Regions from separate parts of the Homo sapiens genome. Here region 1 is linked to region 2. A link is a loop called in an ENCODE intact Hi-C map of the cell type or tissue named here. Cell type or tissue: psoas muscle. All regions are shown on one strand. Region 1 has its middle 18 kb from the start of CAVIN4. Region 2 holds the start of TMEFF1 (transmembrane protein with EGF like and two follistatin like domains 1).

The links. A loop is a pair of places that touch in the nucleus more often than their neighbours do. Peaks named below come from ENCODE experiments on the same cell type or tissue, not always from the same donor. Only the 100,000 strongest peaks of a DNase experiment are listed, where the experiment ranks them.
Region 1: it touches region 2 in a loop (2.9-fold over the local background); 8 of 110 quality-filtered maps call a loop at or near these places.

The regions. Positions count from the first base shown.
Region 1 is chr9:100,594,382-100,596,881 of GRCh38, forward strand. No RefSeq gene overlaps it. Among named protein-coding and RNA genes, the nearest start is that of CAVIN4, 18 kb to the left of the region's middle. In psoas muscle, a CTCF peak has its summit at 1,414 (motif pointing left); no DNase peak of the experiment used is centred here.
Region 2 is chr9:100,471,586-100,474,085 of GRCh38, forward strand. All of the region lies in intron 1 of MSANTD3-TMEFF1 (MSANTD3-TMEFF1 readthrough), which reads left to right. It overlaps TMEFF1 (transmembrane protein with EGF like and two follistatin like domains 1), which reads left to right and starts at 1,564. Exons shown (of 10, transcript NM_003692.5): 1 at 1,564-2,155. The coding sequence starts at 1,960. It overlaps LOC124902237 (a long non-coding RNA gene), which reads right to left and starts at 1,305. Exons shown (of 3, transcript XR_007061702.1): 1 at 1,218-1,305; 2 at 792-922. RefSeq lists silencers at 1,380-1,539, 1,820-1,879, 2,190-2,349. In psoas muscle, no CTCF peak of the experiment used is centred here; DNase peaks (open chromatin) are centred at 1,456 and 2,006; H3K4me3 peaks cover 1,762 bases.

The DNA of each region.
Region 1 (2,500 bases), 120 kb after region 2:
TTTTCTGAGAGTCTCACTCTGTCGCCCAGGCTGGAGTGCAGTGGCGCAATCTTGGCTTACTGCAAGCTCCGCCTCCCGGGGTCATGCCATTCTCCTGCCTCAGCCTCCCGAGTAGCTGGGACTACAGGTGCCCGCCACCATGCCCAGCTAATTTTTTGTATTTTTAGTAGAGACAGGGTTTCACCGTGTTAGCCAGGATGGTCTCGATCTCCTGACCTCGTAATCCGCCCTCCTTGGCCTTCCAAAGTGCTGGGATTACAGGCATGAGCTACCGTGCCCGGCTTTTTTTTTTTTTTTTTTTTTTTTTTTAAGGCGGGGCTTGCTCTGTTGCCCAGGCTGGATTGCAATGGTGCAATCATAGCTCACTATAGCTTCCATCTCCTAAGCTCAAGTGATCCTCCCACCTCAGCCTCCCAAGTAGCTGGGACCGCTGGGACCACAGGCACATGCCCACCATGCCTGGCTATTTTTTTTTTCTTTATTTTTAATAGAGATGAGGTCCACTATGTTGCCCAGGCTGGTCTCACATTCCTGAGCTCAAGCAATCCTCCCTCCTTGGCCTCCCAAAGTGCTGAGATTACAGTCATGAACCACCACACCTGGCCCAAATATCTCTCTCTTTGTAAAGCCTTTTAAAATTGTGTGTGCATTCTCTCTGAGATTCTGTAAGTGCAAAGGACTTACTGTGTTTCTCATTAATAAGATAATAGGTATTTAATAAGTATCTACTGAATGAAAACAAATGAATGCCTCTTTGAACTATGGCCTCTTCTCTGAATATCTTTGAATTAGGATCATTTATTTGATGAGTATTTTTTTGAGCACCTCATGTAAGCCTGGCACTCTTCTGGGAGTAAAGTAGTGAACAGAGCCCTTGCTTTCAGAGATTCCAGAGAAAGACTAGTAACTAGCAAATATAGTTATGTTAGGTGGTGATAAGTGCTGTGAAGAAGAAGTCAGGTAAGGGGGCAGGGCATTATGAGTGGGGGTGGTGCAGGCTGCCACTATTTTAGAAAGGGTGTCTGGGAAGGCCTCTGGTAAGGTGACCAGAATGTTTGAATCTGATAGTCAATCATTCAGGTGTTTCTAGGAAGAGTTTCAGTTGTGTTCAGGAGACAGTGTGGTTGAAATGGGTGAGGTGGGAAATGTGGGAGCAGTGGGGTGTCACAGGCTGTTCTAAGGACTTTGGGTTTTACTCTGAATAAGAAGGGGACCCATGGGAACGTGTTAATAAGAACGACATGATCCAATTTATTGTATTTATACTCATTGAAAAAATCCAGCCATTGTGTTCATACAAAAAGCTAACTACAGTTCCTGCCTTAGTTTACACTGCAAAGGAAATCACCCAAACTCCCAAGAGTTTTCCATTCCATGTCCGCTCCCCAAGCCTCACTGCAGCTCAAGGCTGACATCTAGTGGATATTTTCATAATTGTTTATGCACAGGCAGTTTGGAACCTATCCACTGTTGATTAAGAATAGAGGGGGAGGTTTAACATAGAAAATGACAAACTGGATGATTAGTAGAATACTATAGTGGATTTGCCTCTGTTTTTCTTTGGCTCTTATTCAGGTAAATTTACATTTATCTAGCATATATTAGCATGTATTAATTAGAACTGGGTTCAGCTGCCAGAGATTAGAGCATCAAAATCATGGGTTGGTAAGGAGGAGAAAAAGTATCAGGTGGGATGAGCCAGGAGAAAGTGTCCTGGTTCTAGTGGTGGCCCTCAAAAGGTAGCTGTGGTTTGTTGTATGGTGTTAAGGGTGTGTGTATTCCAAACCTGTGCTTGCATCAGGTTGGCATTGATTTACAAAGGGAGTCTACTGCGAAGGGCATGGTGGAATGAAGTTGAAGGCAGCATGGAGATACTGAAAGTTGTGAAGTTGAGTGTTTCCAAAAGCTTAGGTGGGGTATTTCAATGTACAATCAAGAGCTTTAGCTTTATAACTGGAAAATTGGCTTGTGTCTGCCATTTACTGACTGTGAGAACTTGGGCAAATTATATTATCTGAACCCAGTTTCTAAATAGTACCCACCTAAAGGTGTTATATTAAGCCAGATATTTTATGGAAAGCACTTAGCAAACTTAGCATTTAGTAAGCAGTCAAAAATAGGTGTTATTGTTTAGAGGGACTACAAGTAGCCTCTAGAGATAGAGAAGGAGGCTATTGTAATAGTGGTATCTGCATTGCATTTTTTTTTTTGCCCCTAGCATTTAACATTAACAGAATTTAACTTGAAACCATTTTGTAGATGTATATGATCCATTTTATCGACTTTGATTGTGGGCAGTTGCATATTCTGCTTAACTAAGACATAGCATTTTTACTACACAGAGATCACAATCATCCAGTGGCTTTCATAACTTTTAGGAAAAAAAGGCTCAAATATGAGCTCTGCAAGATCTGGCTCCTGCGTGCCTAACTTCATCCTCATCTCTTATTCTTCCTCCTCAGTTTCTGCATTCCAGAGACTGGCCTCTCAGGTCCTCCAA
Region 2 (2,500 bases):
TTGCTAAAGAGTAAACATATTTTAAAGGTTTTTTGATACATAGTCAAATTGCCCTCCTAAAATGTATAAATTAGTAGTGCTCAGTCTGCCAATTCTTTTAACTCTTGTTAATCATCCAAAGGGAAAATAATTGTGTGTGCGTGTGTGTGTGTGATGGAGTTTCGCTCTTGTTGCCCAAGCTGGAGTGAAATAGTGCAATCTCTGCTCACTGCAACCTCTACCTCCCGGGTTCAAGCGATTCTCCTGCCTCAGCCTCCTAAGTAGCTGGGATTATAGGCGTTACAGGTGCGCGCCACCATGCCTGGCTAATTTTTTCTATTTTTAGTAGAAACGGGGTTTCACCATGTTAGCCAGGTTGGTTTCGAACTCCTGCCCTCAGGTGATCCGCCCACCTCGGCCTCTAAAAGTGCTGGGATTACAGGTGTGAGCCACTGCCCCTGGCCAGAGTTTTGTGGTTTTAATCTTTTATTACTAGTGGGTTCAAATCTGTTTTCATGTATTTATTGTCTGTACTTTTTGTGAATAAGAGTCAAGCTTCCTATTTTTCTATTATGTTAACTTTTTCTTCTTGACATATAACTTTATATTAAGTATATTGTCTCATATTTGCACTGAAGACATTTTTCCTAATGTGGCTTTGCTTGCGGTGGCTTTTCACACATTTCTTAATTTTATGAATCAAATTGATCAGTTTTTCAATGAGACTTAAAATTCCTTCTGGGGTGGGATGCAATATAATAGAATGAAAAAGGCAGAGGACTTTCACACAATTCAGTCCATGATCTTAGTACCTATGTCTAGTTATCACCTAGCAGGATGTGGTAGGAAGAGCACTGGACTGGGAGTCAGATCACCTTGCCTCTCTGGGTCCCTACTTCCTCATCTGTAGAATGGAGATAAGAACGAAAACTCCCTCCGAGGCCTGTAAAAAAATAATTGAAGAGAATGCACATAAAGAGCTTTCACCAGGCCTTGTATATTAGAAAATCCTCTCTGAATCTCAGCTTTTGTTAGGGGGAGAGGGCAACACAGACTTTTGTAAAACTATTTTCACTCACTTGTATGTGAGTCTACGGGAATGAGGTGGGGATGAGGAACCTAGAAATCTAACCATTCACCCAACATCTCTGAGAACTGCATGGCTAGAGTCAGAACTTGGGCTCCCATCCTGGTCCTGCCCATTTCTTGGTATGCAACCTTGGACAAGTCACCTTTACCTCTTCCGTGACTCAGTTTCTTCCACCTAAAAACTATTATAGATATATGACAGACCACCTGCCCTCATTCCCAGCCCTGCTGCTGGGCGAAGGAAACGCTTCAAAAACAGCTCACAAAGGGCGGCAAACAAGTCTGCTACGGTGCAGCCTACCGCCGAGGGGTGGCCCCAACCCCGGCCCCCGCGCCCCTGCCCTGTCGCAGGAACAATAGCTCCCCTGGAGGCGGCGCCGGCCGCGGCCGGGGGCGGAGCTGTCGGCGCGGGAGCTGGGGGTGTGCGCGGGGCGGGGTCGCAGCCACCCCTCCCGCCGGCGGCTCCGTCACGCGCCCCTCACCGGGCGGGCCGGGGTCTTTGTGACGCGGTGGCAACGGCCACGGACACAAAGGGAAGGCGAGGAGGCGAGCAAGAGGCTGGGCCTGCCTCCGGCCCGCGACCCCCGCCCGCCGCGCGCGCGCCCGCCCGCTCCCCTCGCCGCGGTGTCCCCCACGCCGGCTCGCACCCTCGCGCGCACCCTTGCGCGCCCGCGACCCTCGCACGCGCCCGGACCCGCCGACTCCGTCCCGAGCGCCGCGGGCCCGGGCCTGGCGGACGCTGCGGGTGGGGCGGGGATGCTGACGGGCTGCTCCCCGGCTCAGCGGCGCGGCTGCTAGGAGGCACCGAGGCAGCGGCGGGGCTCTGGGCGCGCGGCTGGATGCCCCCGGCCTGCGGCTCCCTGCGCTTCCCGCCGTCCAGGGGCACCAGTCATGGGCGCCGCAGCCGCTGAGGCGCCGCTCCGGCTGCCTGCCGCGCCTCCGCTCGCCTTCTGCTGCTACACGTCGGTGCTTCTGCTCTTCGCCTTCTCTCTGCCCGGGAGCCGCGCGTCCAACCAGCCCCCGGGTGGTGGCGGCGGCAGCGGCGGGGACTGTCCCGGCGGCAAAGGCAAGAGCATCAACTGCTCAGGTAGGACCGGTCGGAGCCGGCCCTAGGTCTTCCCACCCCTCCGTTGCCGCCTCCCTCGTGGTCCCTGCGGTCGGCCGGGCTGGGAAAGACCCCGTCGTGGGGGTCCCAGGGGTGGGCCCGAGGGTGAGCGAGGGCGGAGGGCAGGGCGCGAGCGTGCGGTGTGGCTTTGGGACCGGCGCTGGGGATGGGAGTGGCCGTGGGTGCGTCCGAGTGTGTCGAGTGGCTGGGCGAGGGCGGCCCGGCGTGTGGGGAGGCGGTGGGGCCGGGGCCGGGGCCGGCGAGGCTGAGCGGCCGGCCGGGGCTCCCGGTGTGGTCGTGGGTGTGCTCGCGGGAGCGTGTGTTTGT